Regions from separate parts of the Homo sapiens genome. Here region 1 is linked to region 2. Evidence: read pairs that join two places in POLR2A ChIA-PET (ENCODE). Cell type or tissue: PC-9. All regions are shown on one strand. Each heading gives the region's core, and the rest is flanking DNA. Links, peaks and the distances in the headings are about the cores only. Region 1 overlaps AP3M1 (adaptor related protein complex 3 subunit mu 1). Region 2 overlaps VCL (vinculin).

Region 1 (9,823 bases), core at 985-8,984, 52 kb after region 2:
TGTAATCTGTAATACATATAAAAAATAGTGAATAGAGCAGCCATGTGTGTAACTGTATACCACACAGAAAAGGGCTTATGAATTTACGCTTAAACAGAGAGAGACAGACAGTAAACATCAAAACCTGGGTAATTAAATAATATAATCATGTCTCACCTTCAGCTAACTTGGGTCATTTAACTTAGAAAGGTATGATAGATAACCAACCTGAAAAGTGTCAGCAACTCGATGTAGGAACTCAATTACAAAGAGAGGTGGCACTTCGGTCTGTATGACAGATACAAAGAAGAGCTTATCCCGGTAGATACTGATGAGGTAGTGGTGAGGTGTTGAAATGACAGGTGGTACATTTTCAACATCAGCAGCTTTCTCTTGAGCTTCAAAGAAATAATCACAGACAGACTGGCTCACAACGCTCTTCCAGTGCTTCTCTAGAAATATGTCACCGGAACAGTTTATGAGAAATAGACTGTGGATCATTTTCTGTTGGGGCAAAGAAAGGTTTAAATTTATTATACATTAAATATCATTTAACATACACAAAAAGATTATACACCTTGACCAAGTGGGATTTATTCTAAGAATGCAAGGCTGGTTCAACATACAAAAATCAATCAACATGATATACAATAAGAACTAAAACAATCATTTCAAAAGGTGCAGAAATTGCATTTGACAAAATCCAACATCCTTTTACGAAAAAAAAAAAAAAAAAAGAAAGCCATTTAAGAACAAAAAGAAACTTCCTCAGCCAGGCTCAGTGGCACATGCCTGTAATCTCAGCACTTTGGGAGGCTGAGGTGGGCGGATTGCTTGAGCTCAGGAGTTTGAGACCAGCCTGGGCAACAGGGCAAAACATCATCTTTACAAAAAATACAAAAATTAGCCAAGCATGGTGGCACTTGCCTGTAGTCCTAGGTACTCAGGAGGATGAAGCAGGAGAATTGCTTGAGCCCAGGAGGAAGATCGACGCTGTAGAGAGCTAAGATTGCGCCACTGCACTCCAGCCTGGGTGACCAAGTGAGACACTATCTAAAAAAAAAAAAAAAAAAAAAAAAAATTTCCTTAACCTGATGAAAACCCCACAGCTAATATTATATTTAAAGGTGAAAGACCGAACACTTTCTCCTTAATAACAAAACCTAACAAGGATGCCCAGTCCCATCATTTCTATTCAACATGGTACTAGAGGTTTGAACCAGGGCAATTAAGCAAGAAAATAAAACAAAAGGCTTCCAAATTGGAAAGGAAGAAGTAAAACTGTATCTGTAGAAGATACAATCTTATATATAGAAAATCCTAAGGAATCCACACACACACAAAAAAAAACCTATTAGAGCTAATAAATTTAGTTCAGCAAGCTTGCAGGACACAAGTCAATATAAAAATCAATTATATTTCTATCCACTATAGCTATAAAATACTAAAAATGGGCTAGGCATTGTAACTCATGCCTATAAACCCAGCACTGTGGGAGGCTGAGGAAGGAGGATTGCTTGAGCTCAGGAGTTTAAGACCAGCCTATGCAACATAGTGAGACCTCATCTCTATTAAAAAAAAAAAAACAAAACAAAACTGAAAATGAAATAAAACAATTTCAGGCCGGGCGTGGTGGCTCATGCCTATAATCCCAGCACTTGGGGAGGCCGAGGCAGGTGGATCACCTGAGGTCGGGAGTTCAAGACCAGCCTGGCCAACGTGCAGAAACTCTGTCTCTACTAAAAAAAAAAAAAAAAGGCCAGGCGCGGTGGCTCACGCCTGTAATCCCAACACTTTGGGAGGCCGAGGTGGGTGGATCACGAGGTCAGGAGATCGAGACCATCCTGGCTAAGACGGTGAAACCCCGTCCCTACTAAAATTAGCCAGGCGTGGTGGCACGCACCTGTAGTCCCAGCTACTCAGGAGGCTGAGGCAGAAGAATCGCTTGAACCCGGGAGGCGGAGGTTGCAGTGAGCCGAGACTCAAGATTGCACCACTGTACTCCAGCCTGGGTGACAGATTGAGACTCCATCTCAAAAAAAAAAAAAAAAAAATCCCAGCTGCCTTTTCGTGGAATTTGACAGGCTAATCCTAAATTCATAAGGAATTGAAAAAGATCAACAGCCAAAACAATCTTGAAAAGGAACAACAGGGGCGAACGGGGTGGGGTGCGCCATTCCTCCCTGGCCAGGGTGCTTGGGAGCAGGGACCCCCACCTGCAGCTGAGCATCCTTCCTGGGAGCCACTCTGCTGTTCCAAGGACCTGGGAGGAGCCCTCGGTCCCCCGGGTGCCAGGGCCCTGGGGCGCACACATCCACCCCAGCCCGAGCCTGCGTTTCCTGAGCCAGGATCTGGGGCGAGATGGCTGCAGGCGGCCGTGCGCCCAAGCCCCACGTCCTCGTCTGCCTTGGGGCGCTCCTGGCCAGCTGGTCGCCGTAGGTTAAACTCACCTTACACCTGTAACCGGTGGACTTCCCTACATACCTTTGCAAGCCCTTCTGTGCCGACCAGCGCCTTCAAAGCGGGGTCTTCTGCCTTTACTTTTGGAAAAGCTTTTCATTTTGAAATACTTGGCTGACTTACAAAAGACTTCCCCTCACACTTGACATGATTGACAAAAGGTCTGAAATGCTTCATCTACAGTCTGATTTACTATGAAACAAGAATTGGGGGGATGCTTACAAAAATATGTAGAATTAAAAAGATTGAAAAAATATATATATTTGAATTAAAAAAAAAAAGGAACAACGAAGATGGATAACTCGTGCTTCCTGATTTCAAAACTTACTACAAAACTACTATGTGGTATTGGCACAAGGACAGACCTACAGATCAATAGAACATTAACCCTTACATTTATGGTCAACTGATTTTCAACAAGGGTGCCAAGACCTGGGTGACCAGTTGGAGAGAGAACAACCTTTTCAACAAATGGTACTGGAACAACTGGATTTCCACATACAAAAGAATGAAATTGGATACAAAAAGCAACACAAAATGTATCAAAGACCTAATTGGAAAAGCCAAAATGATAAAACTCTTAGAAAAAATATGCATAGATTTTGACTCTGGATTAGACAATGTTTTTTAAGATACGATACCAAAAGTACAGACAAGAAAAATAAAAAATAGATAACCCAGAGTCCATCAAATTTAAAACTTAGTGCTTCAAAGGACATTATCAAGAAAGCAAAAATTCACAAAATGATAGTAAATATTTGAAACCATATATCTTAAAGGGACCCCTATCCGGAAAATATAAAGAACTTTTACTCAATAATAAGAAGGGCCAGGTGTGGTGACTCACAACTGTAATCCTAGCACTCTGGGAGGCTGAGGAGGGAGGATTGCTTGAGCCCAGGAGTTTGAGACCCCGTCTCTATAAAAAAATTTAAAAACTAGCCAGGCATAGTGGCTCATACCTGTAGTCCCTGCTACTTGGGAGGCTGAGGTGGGAGGATTGCCTGAGTCCAGGAGTTTGAGGCTGCAGTCAACTATGATCCCACCACTGCACCCTAGCCTGGGTGACAGAGGGAGACCTTGCCTCTAAAACATAAAAAATAAATAAATAAACAAGCCAATTAAAAAATGGGCAAAGGATTTGAAAAGACATTTACTCAAAGAATATATACATACAAACGAATCTTACAAATACGATGTTGAATAAATGAAGCCAGATGCAAAAGAATATACACAGTATGATTCCATTTATATGAAGTTGTAGAACAGGCAAAACTAATCTACGTTAAATCAAATGGTTTCCTTTATGGAGAGTGGAGGGCCATGGGGATGATCTCCTAGAGTGCTGGTAATGTTTTATTTCTTTTTTATTTTCCTTTTTTTTTTTTTTTTGAGATGGAGTCTTACACTGTCGCCCAGGCTGGAGTGCAATGGTGTTATCTCGGCTCACTGAAACCTCTGCCTCCCAAGTTCACGAGATTCTCCTGCCTCAGCCTCCCTAGTAGCTGGGATTACAGGCACACACCGCCACACCTGGCTAGTTTTTTTTTTTTTTTGTATTTTTAATAGAGACGAGGTTTCACTATGTTGGCCAGGCTGGTCTTGAACTCCTGACCTCGTGATCCGCCTGCCTCAGCCTCCCAAAGTGCTAGGATTACAGGAGTGAGACACCGCACCTGGCCAATGTTTTATTTCTTGACCTGCATGATGTTTACAAGCTGTGTTCCTTCTATGATAACTCATTAGGCTTTACATTGTGATTTGCATACTTTCTGAGTGTTAGTTATGCTTCCTATAAGAAGTTTATTGTCCCTGCAATATGGGGGACAATGGAAAAATGTCTAATTATCTTACCTTGTTCCTATCTTTTACGTGTATAAGCACCAGTATCAGGTGTTTAGTCTAGTGGCTCAATCATTCCAAGTAATAGTACTATAGTCTAAGAAGAAAGAATTTAAGACCTATGAATACAGTTTCTATGAATGAAGATAAATTCCAAAGAGGAAAGGAAGACTTTCCAGAATTGATTCATTTGATTCTGTTGACAGAAAACAACATCAACCCTTTCTTTTATGAAAGCGGCTGACATTTAAAGAATATGTGGTGATGATCTCCTCTTCCCATTCGACACATGTTCAGTAGTTATCAATAATACTAGTTACTAAGATATGTTTTAGTAATTATTGTATTAATAAAGTATGAATACTGTTAACAGTTTAGGGTTCCTGTTTAATTAGAACCAAAAAATTTCTTTGTTTAAAGCCCTCTGTTTAGCCAAGAAATCAACTTGAGTTATTAGCAATAAACTCTGACACCTCAGGGTTGGAACCTGCCAAATTTTTCTACTTTATCTAGTCAGATGCTTTGCTTAGTAGGCTTGCTTTGTGTCTTATATTTCTGTCTGGGTATTAATATAAGTGCCATTAGAATACTTAGACTTGCTATATAGAACCTGCTGATTTTAACTATAATCTTTAGCTGATAAACTTTTCATTTTCATTTTTTAAATGAAACAGGAATATCCAACCATAAGATCTGCAACTAAATTTTTATTATTACACCTTTTTCTTGGAAGAAAATCAGCATCTGAAATATATAATGTATGACTTCAAGTGGAGCACTGTAATCCACAAGCAGACTCAGATTTGGGCACTTCAGGTGAGTCACATATGGAACACAGCATTCTTTGCAAAAATTAATCTTTTGGCCCCATTCAATGTGGTTATTTTTGGCCAGGCACAGTGGCTCACGCCTGTAATCCCAGCACTTTGGGAGGCCAAGACTGGTGGATTACCTGAGGTCAGGAGTTCAAGGCCATCCTGGCCAGCATGGCAAAACCCTGTCTCTACTAAAAATACAAAAATTAGCCGGGCATGGTGGCGTGCGCCTGTAATCCCAGCTACTTGGGAACAAAGCTTGTTTGTTTGTTTGAGCAGAGTCTCCCACTGTCACCCAGGCTGGAGTGCAGTGGTGTGATCTCTGCTGACTGCAACCTCCGTCTCCCATGGGCAAGCAATTCTCGTGCCTCAGCCTCCTCAGTAGCTGGGATTACAGGTGTGCACCACCATGCCCAGCTAGTTTTTCTGTTTTTAGTAGAAATGGGGTTTCACCATGTTGGCCTCAAGTGATCCGCCTGCCTTCGCCTCCCAAAGTGAAGCTACTGTACTCAGTCCCCATTCAAAGTGTTTTATTCATTAAAGATAATGAATAATAAATGAATTAATACTATCTAAAATGTATTGAGTACTTATTATGGGCCAGACACTATGCTAGACACTTTATCTCATCTTATTTTCACAATGCTACACCATAAATACTACTATTATCCCCATTTTACAGATAAGACAATGTCATCTCAGAAAAGTTAGGTCAATTACCTAAGATCACGCAGTAAGCTAGGATTCAAACCTAAATCCAGCTGAATTCTGAGCTCCTGCTCTTATCTGCCTTGTAGAGACTAATTATTAGGAACACGTTCTAATACAGCACTGTCCAACAGGGCTTTCTGCAATGATGGAAATGTCCTTTATCTGTGCTAATATGGTAGCCACTACACCCATGGCTATTGAGCACTTGAAATGTGGCTAATGTACCCAATACTGAAGTTTTAATTTTTTTGAAATTTTAATTAATTTTTTTTTGAGACGGAGTCTTGCTCTGTCTCCCAGACAGGAGCGCAATGGCGTGATCTCTGCTCACTGCAAGCTCCGCCTCCCAGGTTCACACCATTCTCCTGCCTCAGCCTCCCGAGTAGCTGGGACTACAGGAGCCCGCCACCACGCCTGGCTAATTTTTTGTATTTTTAGTAGAGATGGGGTTTCACCATGTTAGCCAGGATGGTCTCGATCTCCGGACCTCATGATCCACCCGCCTCGGCCTCCCAAAGTGCTGGGATTACAGGCGTGAGCCACCATGCCCGGCTTTTTTATTTTTATTTTTTTTTTGAGATAGGGTCTCGCTCTGTTGCCCAGGCTGGAGTGCAGCTGCGTCATCTTGGCTCACTCCAACGCCCACCTCCAGAGCCCAAGCGATCCTCCCACTTCAGTCTCCTGAGTAGCTGGGCTTACAGGCGTGCATCACCACACACAGCTGAGTTTCAAATTTTTGTTTTGTAGAGACAAAGTCTGCCTATATTGCCCAGGCTGATCCTGGACTCCTGGGCTCAAGTGATCTTCCCACCTTGATCTCCCAAAGTTCTGGGATTACAGGTGTGAGCCACCAAGCCTAGCCTGAAGTTTTAATTTTAATTAATTTAAATTTAAATAACCATATATGGTTAGTAGTTAATATATTGAACAGTGCATGAATGTGCTGCTTTAGCTTATGATTTTTTTTTTTTTTTGAGACGGAGTCTTGCTCTATTGCCCAGGCTGGAGTGCAATGGCACGATTTCCTCTTACCACAACCTCCGCCTGCTGGGTTCAAGCGATTCTCCTGCCTCAGCCTCCCGAGTAGCTAGGATTACAGGCATGCGCCACCATGCCCAGCTAATTTTTTGTATTTTTAGTAGAGATGGGGTTTCACCATGTTGGCCAGGCTGGTCTCGAACTCCTGACCTCGTGATCCGCCCGCCTCAGCCTCCCAAAGTGCTGAGATTACAGGCATGAGCCACTGCACCCAGCCTAGCTTATGATTTAAGAGGAGGAGGTAAAAGACATTTCTTGTTTAGTTAGGAGGCAAAAGACATTCTAGTTGTTATGCTGAGGAAGTTTAATAAATTATTTAGAGTGGAAGTTATATTTAAAAGCACCGACACAGGTTATCTAAAATCATTCATCCTATCGAAAATATAGTTCACAAGGATTTATAGTGCTCCTTTGCCACAATACACTCTGAAAGAGTTGCTTGTTTTGAAAGTAAGTGATTTTGTAGTTACTTTATTTTAGGGCCAGATCTCTACTCATCCTCTTAAGCTGGTGAAAAATTCTTTCCAGGAAAGTTTCCACCGAAGTTGTTTTTATTGGCAGTAGTTCAGGTCTCAGAATACAGAAAGTTAAACCAGCCTCCTAGATTTATTGTTGTTATCCTTAGTGCTGAGATGAAAGCATAACACTTGTAAGTTCTCGACTGTGCTTAGCTTTAAAACCCATCTTAACCTTCTATAATAGGAAAAGAGAGCTTACTTCTTCTATCCATATTATGACCAAGGTCTAATGCATATAACAATTAAATAATACCATGTTGCAGTGTAAATTAGCCTGTTTCTTTATTTATCGTCCTTTTGGTAGCTGCAGTTATTTTTTTAATTATTATTTTCATAAACTTTCTGAGAAAACTACACACTCATTATTACCACAACCATCTTTTTGTTCCTAGTGGCTTTTGAGTCATAAAACAGAATTCTCCCAGCTTATTTAAAAGCCACTAGAAGAAACTGTGTTCAGAGGCAGACCCACCAGAGCTTTGACTGCAGCTTAAATACATCATAAATCCTTTTTACTAAACATTTTATAATCATCCTGGGTAATTCACAAGCAATGCATTTACAATAGTCAAAATATTCTTGGAAGACAGTGTCTAAAAACAAAAATGTATTCCTTCTATATATAATATGATGGAGGCACAGAAGGGCCTATACTGAACTTGAGAGAATGAGACCAGAAAAGCATCTACTCTTCTGATTCTCAGCCAATATCTTGACCACATATTCATTCAACACAGAGTTTTGAGGCACTGGGTATATAAGAACAAACAAAATTAGAGTTCCTATACTCACAGCATTTAGAGATGAGCAGAGAAGACAACTTAATACAGTTAAGATGTAATTCCTACGATGATACAGGAAATATAGTGTGCTGTGGGAATCTACAAGGCTTAGAGGTGAGAGAGAACACAAGACAAATAAATCCAGTATAAATTTAGCAAATATGGAAGGTGGAGGGAAGAGGGGAGATGAAACTGGACAAGGAGGTAAGCAGAGACTGATTGGTTCATGGAGCATGCTAAACTTGTTAAGGAGTTTGGACTTTATTCTTAGTGCAATGTAAAGTCATTTTATAATTTTTTTAATTAATCATGCAATCCGATTTACATTTTTAGAAAGATCATACTAATTACACTGCGGAAACTGGATAATCGGTAACTGAACACTGTGACACCAGTTGGGAGATGAGTGGTGATGGCCTGGTCTAGAGTCTTGACTATGAGGATGGGGTACAGTGAAAAGATAAGAGAAACATTTAGGTTTTGTGCTAAAAAACATTTAGGCTTGGAGGAGGGGGTGTGTGGAGATGAGAGAGATGTGTCACTTGGCCTGGTCCTGTGTAATTTGACCAATTCTGGATACATCTGACCCAAATAAATATATTCAAAAAACTATTATATATACCCTTCTGGTGCTTTAGAGAAGCCAGATTGGAATCAGAATTGTAAGTAATCAGGATTTTTTGTTAATGGGAATTAATCAAAAGGAGAATTGAAACAAAAGAAAGAATGTGCATAGTATGAAGAGAGCTTATGGCAGGAACTCCAACATTTGAGTAGGAGGTGGGTCAAGGAAGTGGACCTAAAGAATGACCAAGATGTGACTGAAGAGTCCTAAGAAAAAAAAAAAAACAGGGTGGTTTTTAGTAACTATAGCTTATTAGTGTATTTCCAGAAGAATGGAGTGGTAAATACTGTTACATGGCACAAAGAGGTTAAGCTACGAGAATTGAAAATGTCAGCTGGGCGTGGTGCTCACACCTATAATCCCAGCACTTTGGGAGGCCAAAGTGGGAGTATCACCTGAGCTCGGGAGTTCGAGACCAGCCTGGCCAACATGGTGAAATCCCATCTCCACTAAAAATACCAACAAATTAGCTGGGTGTGGTGGTGGGTGCCTGTAATCCCGGCTGCTCTGGAGGCTGAGGCAGGAGAATCGCTTGAACCCGGGAGGTGGAGGCTGCAGTGAGCCGAGATGGCGCCACTGCACTCTAGCCTGGATGACAGAGCGAGACTCCATCTCAACAACAACAAAAAAGAATTGAAAATGTCTGTTGATTTAAGAGTGTTTTTTAAACTTTCTTTTCCTTAATGCCTGCTAAGGAGCCCTTTTAGACTCCATCTTCTCACCACCCTGCCAATCAAATTCCTCACCCATAAAACTTTTTATTATTCTTTCTTTTTCAACTGTAAATTGACAAATTATAGTTGTATATATTTAGGGGTACCAGATGTTATGATTTATGAAATGTGGAATAATTAAATGAAGCTAATTAATATCACCATAAAATTTTAATACCACAGAATATTCTCTGTTTATGTATTGTATTTGTGCTTTACACATAAAAAGAGTATTATATTTTTTTCACCTCACAAGAAGCAGTTTTTATCTGCTTTGAGAATGCATGATTTAACACACAGAGGACACTGGTGATCTTGGTAAAGGTAGTTTTGGTGGGCT
Region 2 (8,000 bases), core at 1-8,000:
TTTTTAAAAAAAAAATTTCTAAATTTCCAGCCTCAGAGAAGTTATTATTTTGTAATATACAGTTGGACTCTTTTAACAAAAAGATCTCTCATCATGAAGTAGTAGATTTGAAGAAAAAAAGCACATTAAATCCTAAAGACTATGTTTCCTAAAAGTCTTCCCCTCTTCTGCCACATAAAAGGAAGGCCTCAACTTCAAGGAAAAAGTGTATATATACCTTTTATATACCCGGCAATAAATGAATGATTCATTACCTCAAGTTTTGGTATAGATGAAAAACAGAATAATTTTATTTATTTATTTATTTATTTTTTTTTTTAGGTTTTTCTTTTTTTTTTTTTTTTCTTTTTTTGAGACGGAGTCTCGCTCTGTCGCCCAGGCTGGAGTGCAGTGGCGTGATCTCGGCTCACTGCAAGCTCTGCCTCCCGGGTTCACACCATTCTCCTGCCTCAGCCTACCGAGTAGCTGGGACTACTAGGCGCCTGCCACCACGCCTGGCTAATTTTTTTTTTTTTTTTTTTTGGATTTTTAGTAGAGACGGGGTTTCAGCGTGTTAGCCAGGATGGTCTCGATCTCGTGACCTCGTGATCCGCCCACCTTGGCCTCCCAAAGTGCTGGGATTACAGGCGTGAGCCACCGCGCCTGGCCGAAAACCAGAAGAATTTTAAAAAGAGGCTAGATAGGCTGGGTGTGGTGGCTCACACCTGTAATCCCAGCACTTTGGGAGGCTGAGGCTGGTGGATCTCTTGAGGTCGGAAGTTCAAGACCAGCCTGGCCAACAGTGTGAAACCCCGTCTCTACTAAAAATACAAAAATTAGCCAGGCATGGTGGCACATGCCTGTAATCTCAGCTACTCGGGAGGCCGAGGCAGGAGAATTGCTTGAACTACTTGAGAGGCTGAGGTAGGAGAATTTTGGCTCATTGCAACCACTGCCTCCCAAGATCGCGCCACTTCATTCCAGCCTGGAAAACAGTGAGACTCCGTCTCAAAAAAAATAAAAAAACCCACAGAGGCTAGATAGATGAATGACAGATCAATACTATTATGAAGGGAAGCAAAGGTGTTTTGGAGTTTATCCTAAAAATAGAAGTTCTGATTAGGATAATCAGCCATGCCATTCTACCAAATGGTAAAGTTACTGCCCCTATCATTGAGTTTACCAGCCTGCTTGGATTAAAACAATCTGGATTGTAAAATGAGGGCAAATCATACTTTGTGACTTGGAAAGTAAATAAGGAAAACAAGTAAATAGGGAAAGTAAATAGAGAAACAAGTTTCCATGAACTCATATCATTTTTAGTAGTAATAGCATATCATTTCTGAGAGAGGAAAATAGTGAAATCAGTTCTTTAGGAACTTGATGGGAAACAGTGGTTTCCTATCACCATGTGCTCAGTATTAGCTAGTTTCGATTATTTATATATTTATAGGTTGCCTAGGAGGAAGGTAGGCATTTAAGATTATCATTAGGTTCATTATAAAAATGATGATAATTCAGTAATAATGATAGATTTTTATTGCCAGTGTTTTCAAGTATATTATTTTGATGCTTGAAGCCACTCCATAAGATAAGTGGGGAAAATGTATTACCTACCTTCATTATATGTTACCTTCACTATATAAGTTAGAAAATGGAAACCCAGGGAGGTTAAACATCATAAACAAGGTTCCACAGGTACCAAGAGTCAAGATTTGAACACAGATCTGCTTGTTCCCAGTCTGGTACACTTTCATTAACACTATGCGTGCTTCCTCCTGAAACATTTTCAATGTATACTTGCCCATAAGAAGACAATTTAATGGACTATTTATTTCAGAAGCACACATTACTATGGTAACAAAGCCCTCCCTAGCAATAAGATCACCAGCACATTTTCCCACTGAAGTTTAGATTGGATTATGTAATCACTACCAAGAGGAGAATAATTATCAAAATTTGCTGGCCTGGTCTTCAAAGTGGTTATGCAGTTCCGTGAAGCTAATGTGCATTTTTAAAAGAAAAAGTACTTGATTTGGGCGTCTTGCTTTGTTTATGTCTGTTTTCTTGTGCTGTCCCAGATTTACTGGGAAAAAGGAAAAAGCCAAGCATGTTCATGAAAACCACATGTACTGTGCTATTGGGAATATTTTGTCATTAAGTATTTGAGGGTGTACAATGACAGCATGTGTCTGTTTTGAGCAGAGGACAAGGATCCTCACCGGTGGCCATGCAGAAAGCTCAGCAGGTATCTCAGGGTCTGGATGTGCTCACAGCAAAAGTGGAAAATGCAGCTCGCAAGCTGGAAGCCATGACCAACTCAAAGCAGAGCATTGCAAAGAAGATCGATGCTGCTCAGGTAGTCACAGTGATTTTCAGGAGGGGTGGGAAATATTTCATAAATATCCTAAGTCATAAATATCCTATCTTTCTTCTCTGTCTCTTATCATTTACTGTGGTTGGATAATGGTTTCTAAGTGATGAGTGACTTCCAGCACTTACCAATGTTAACACCTCCTTTACCACCACAGGTTTAGACAAATGTTTATCTATATTTTGAAATAAAGATCTTAATTTACAGCACTTCAGTTAGGTAAAAGTAAGCTCTCAGAGTACCAAGGGAAGATTGCAGTACATTGGAACTATTCCTTGTCCCAGAATTCACAACTCTTGGGTCATTGTAATGTTTAGGGGTTAAAGTTTTCCGATACTGCTCTACTGTAAAATGATTTTCAAGCATTTCACAAACACACATGTTTGAGGAACTGAGGAACTAATAAGGTGTGGTTAATTCAGAGATGAGATAAAGCTTGGGAAAATATTTTATGCTAATGGGTGTAAAAAAATTGATTTTAAAAAGATGAGAGATTGAGTTTCTTATCTAAGAACCTCCATACAATAATAAAGATCAGAATTATAAAAATGATTACTGGTATATTACTTTTGAAATCCTTCTTCTGGCCTTGTTAAGTTTAGTAGAAAGGAGTGTGTGAGTAGATCACAGCGTGCTGCTTCTCCGTTTCTATGTGTAGAACTGGCTTGCAGATCCAAATGGTGGACCGGAAGGAGAAGAGCAGATTCGAGGTGCTTTGGCTGAAGCTCGGAAAATAGCAGAATTATGTGATGATCCTAAAGAAAGAGATGACATTCTACGTTCCCTTGGGGAAATATCTGCTCTGACTTCTAAATTAGCAGATCTACGAAGACAGTATGTATTTAACCCTTACATTGCCTTTTCATATCTTTTCTTCTCTTTCTCTCTCCCTTCCCTCTCCCTTTCTTTCTTTCTTCCCCCAAGAACATACATATTTCAATTCCCCTAGGTTAAATGCACTTATGATGCTCTTCCACTATATTCTCATTAATTCTAGGTCAGATGTTAATTTGCTGTATCAGTGATGTAACTGAGGTTTAATGATTTATTGCTGGTCACATAGTTATAAATTGATAAATTTAGGATGCTAAGAACTCCTTTTTTGAGATGCTTTTTAAATTTCTAAGCTAGGGCTTTCTTTGATACATCATGTTTATGACCTATCTGTTTCCCATACATAAGAGGAAAATAATTTTTGTGGCTAGCTATGAAAAGACTCCTATGTGTATATGGAGGGGAAGAAGCGTAAGAATGTACTTTCCTCCTTCCCCAGCAATGATATTTTGTAAGTAGCAAGTATAGGAGATACTTAAATTACATTTCCTGGATGATTTTTCTTGTAACAACAGCCTCCCCACAGCCTCCTCTCCTAAAGTCTCTCATGGCACCTACTTTGATGATATGGAAAAGGGGTATTTCCTCTTTTTTTTTTTATTTTTTATTTTTATTTTTTTGAGATAGGGTCTCACTCTACCACCCACGCTGGAGTGCAGCGGCATGACTATGCCTCACTGCAGCTTTGAACTCCCAGGCTCAAGCCATCCTTCCACCTCAGCCTCCGGAGTAGCTGGGACTACAGGCACGTGCCACCATGCCTGGCTAATTTTTTTATTTTTTGTAGAGACGGGGTGTTGCTATGTTGTCAGGGCTGGTCTCAAACTCAAGGGCTCAAGCTATCCTCCCACTTCAGCTTTCCAAAGTTTTGGGATTACAGGCATGAGCCACTGCACCTAACTGCTTTCTTCTTTCAATAGATATTTTTCACTTTTAAGAAAAAAACCCCTGCAGCACATGCTAAAATAACACTAAGGAAGGGTTTAATGTCAAATGTAAAAGTTGCTCTCTATACTCTTAGGACCTAATGGAAGTCCATATACATACTAGGTACTCTTTAATGTTTCTTAATGATGAAGAGGTAATGAATGGTAATGGTGCTAACAGCAGACCTTCATGTGTGGTCATTCATGCCATCATTACTTAATACTATAGCACACACATAAACATACATCTATGTAACCTCTTGCCAGGAGTAGCCACGATCAGAATCATGTTAAAGACCCTCTTTGTTCACCTTTATAAAGGAGAATGTTATAAAAATTTAGAATCATAAAGGAACTCTTAAGAGAGTATCTAAGCTGGGCATGGTAGCTCAGGCCTGTAATCCCAACACTTGGTGAGGCTGAGGGCGTGTGGATCACTTGAGGTCAGGAATTCAAGACCAGCCTGCCAGCCTGGCCAACATGGTGAAACCCTGTCTCTACTAAAAAAAATACAAAAATTAGCCAGGCCTGGTGGTGGGTGTGTAATCCTAGCTACTCAGAGGCTGAGGCAAGAGAATAGCTTGAACCCAGGAAGTGGAGGTTGCATTGAGCTGAGATTGTGCCGCTGCACTCCAGCCTGGGTGACAGAGTGAGACTCTGTCTCAGCAAAAAAAAAAAAAAAAAAAAAAAGAAAAGAAAAGAAAAAAAAGAGAGAGACAGAGTATCTAAATTAGCTGTTCTGGCGCGGATGGGCTATTATTTTTATTTATGTATGTATTTTATTTATTTATTTATTTATTTTTGAGACGGAGTCTTGCTCTGCTGCCAGGCTGGAGTGCAGTGGCGTGATCTTGGCTCACTGCATCCTCCGCTTGCCAAGTTCAAGTGATTCTCCTGCCTCAGCCTCCCGAGTAGCTGGGACTACAGGCGCACACCACCACGCCCAGCTAAATTTTTGTATTTTTAGTAGAGATGGGGTTTCACCATGTTGTCCAGGATGGTCTTGATCTCTTGACCTCGTGATCCACCCACCTCAGCCTCCCAAGTCCTGGGATTACAGGTGTGAGCCACCACACCTGGCCTATTATTTTTATTTTTACAGATGAGACAGATAAAGTTAGCCTGAAAGTTACCTTTCTATGGCTGAGAGGACCTGAGATGGAAAATGAGTCAGATTCTTTGTATTTTTATAATGGTTAGAATTTGAAGTCTTTGGAATAAGGTGTTGGGGGCAGTTTTTTTCTTTGTGATATAATTGTGGTTGTCTTTTTATTTCTGTGTTGATACTTGGTTGAGGTTCTTTGGTTGGAAGGACCTGGTCAAGTAAAAAGTAGAGGATTATTGAAAATAGAGGCACCTCATCAAACCCAATAGCTTGAATGTGGCCAGATCTTGGGCAACTGGAAGCCCCTCCCTCCACCTCTTAGTCGCTGTGTGGGATCCTCTATGTCTGTTTCACCCTGTGTGTTGACTTAGTTTATTTATCTGGGGGTTTTGTCTCTGGCTGTGAGCTACCACGGCCCAGGCTTAATCACTTTCCAGCTCCAGATACCATCACTGGTTGACTATGCAGTGTTTTTGAAATATGGACCCAGGATTATCTGCCTAAGAATCATCTGAGAAGGTCGTTAAAAATGCAGACCCCTTGACCCCACCGCAGACATACTTAATTGGAATCGCTTTTGATGGTGGGTTTAACAATCTGTATTTAAAAATAAGATCTCCAGTGACTTTTATCCACACTGGACTTTGAGAACCCCCAGAATCTAATTGAGTGCCTTGCCTGACTGTGGGTATGTTGTCCTTGAGGTAGATAACCACCCAGTTTAATCAGTTATGGCAAGGACTGGGGATTATGTGATACCAAATGTATAGTAGTTTATGAATGAAGGCTGGGCACGGTGGCTCACGCCTGTAATCCTAGCACTTTGGGAGGCTGACGTGGGCACATCACCCGAGGTCAGGAGTTCGAGACCAGCCCGGTCAACATGGTGAAAACCCGTTTCTACTAAAAATAGAGAAATTAGCTGGGTGTGGTGGTGGGCATCTATAATCCTAGCTACTCAGGAGGCTGAGACAAGAGAATGGCTTGAACCCGAGAGGCAGAGGTTGCAGTGAGCCGAGATCGTGCCACTGCACTCCAGCCTGGGCAACACAGCGAGACTCCATCTCAAAACAAAACAAACAAAAAAAAGTGTGGCGACTCTGAAGTCACGGTGCTGGGTTTGAATCCTGACTCTATCAAAGTAAATAATGGGACATTGGGCAAGTTATCCAACCTCATACCTCCATTTTGTTTCTTTAATAATGAGGATAATACTGTTATTTACATCATAGGGTTGTTGTAAGGATTAAATAATATAAGGCAACTGCTTATGGCTGGGTGTGGTAGGTCATGCCTATAATCCCAGCACAGGACTCTGGGAGGCCCAGGTGGTAGGATCACTTAAACCCAGGAGTTAAGGACCAGCTTGGGAAACATCGGGAGAATGTTTCCTATCTCCACGAAATATTTTTTTTTTTAATTAGCCAGGTGTGGTGGTGCATACCTATAGTCCCAGCTACCTGAAAGGCTGAGGCAGGAGGATTGCTGCAGTGAGCCCTGGGAGGTCAAGCCTGCTGTGAGCCATGATCTCACCACTGCATTCCAGCCAGGGTGATGGAGCAAAACCCCTCTCAAAACAAAAAACAAACAACAACAAAAAATTGCTTGTAACAGTACCTGGCAGAATTAGGACTCAAAAGATAGTATTACTACTAGTTTGACTATAACTGTTTCAGCTGCTCCTACAACAAACATGGCTGCCTGGGCCCACCCAGTTCCAGAGGAAACTGGTGTTTTCAGAGGTGGCAGGCAGAGGGTGCCGCTAACCTAGTGATGATTGATTGAGCTCCGCTAACCAAATGATTGATCTGAGCTTTACTGATGCAAACTCATATTTAATGTCTTAACTAGGACAAAATAATCTGAATGTAAATTATTAATTTCTTATGTAAGGGCCAAATAAATAAACCACTCCTTTCAAACCAAATTAATAGTAATCAGGAGCAATTTGTCATCCTATTAGCATTTGTCATTAGCAGCTAAGTGATCTCAATGTAAATAGTGTTTATGTGTGACAGGATGGCTGTCTTTTTCTCTGTAGGGGGAAAGGAGATTCTCCAGAGGCTCGAGCCTTGGCCAAACAGGTGGCCACGGCCCTGCAGAACCTGCAGACCAAAACCAACCGGGCTGTGGCCAACAGCAGACCGGCCAAAGCAGCTGTACACCTTGAGGGCAAGATTGAGCAAGCACAGCGGTGGATTGATAATCCCACAGTGGATGACCGTGGAGTCGGTAAGGGCAGCAGTGCACTATAACCTCATTAAATTGGTCTCAGTGCAAATAAGCAAGTTGTTGATAGGGGTCCTGTAACATCTGTAATTAGGTAAGGGTTCTTTAGCTGCTGATAAGTAACTGTGATTCCATTTCCAAATGCAGCCAGTAAAATTCCTGTGATGTAATCAAGAAGCAGACCAGGCATGGTGGCTCATGTTTGTAATCCAAGTGCTTTGGGAGGCTAAGGTGGGAGGATCACTTGCGCCCAGGAGTTTGAGACCAGCCAAGCAACATAGCAAGACCCTCTCTGTACAAAAATAAAAGAGTAAAGAATTGGCTGGGCATAGTGATGCTCACCTGTAGTCACACCTTTCCAGCTACTTGGGAGGCTGAGGTGGGAGGATCGCTTGAGACCAGGAGTTCCAGTCTGTAGTGAGCTATGATCACACCACTGCATTCTAACCTCAGTGACAGAGAGAGACCATGTCTCTTTAAAAACAAAACAAAAAAGAACAAAATTCTAAGTTAGTTATGCCCAGTGTTGTGAGGAGTTGGAGAATTGGGCACA

The links. ChIA-PET counts read pairs that join two places held together with the same protein. Peaks named below come from ENCODE experiments on the same cell type or tissue, not always from the same donor. Only the 100,000 strongest peaks of a DNase experiment are listed, where the experiment ranks them.
Region 1: POLR2A ChIA-PET joins it to region 2 with 20 read pairs; 5 of 35 experiments call an interaction of 5 or more read pairs at or near these places.

The regions. Positions count from the first base shown.
Region 1 is chr10:74,137,900-74,147,722 of GRCh38, forward strand. It overlaps AP3M1 (adaptor related protein complex 3 subunit mu 1), which reads right to left. Exons shown (of 9, transcript NM_012095.6): 2 at 208-483. The coding sequence starts at 480. Among named protein-coding and RNA genes, the nearest start is that of AP3M1, 8.0 kb to the right of the region's middle. In PC-9, for the core only: no CTCF peak of the experiment used is centred there; no DNase peak of the experiment used is centred there; H3K27ac peaks cover 442 bases.
Region 2 is chr10:74,087,012-74,095,011 of GRCh38, forward strand. VCL (vinculin) reads left to right here. Exons shown (of 22, transcript NM_014000.3): 9 at 2,185-2,338; 10 at 3,012-3,187; 11 at 7,260-7,450. Among named protein-coding and RNA genes, the nearest start is that of AP3M1, 60 kb to the right of the region's middle. In PC-9, for the core only: no CTCF peak of the experiment used is centred there; no DNase peak of the experiment used is centred there.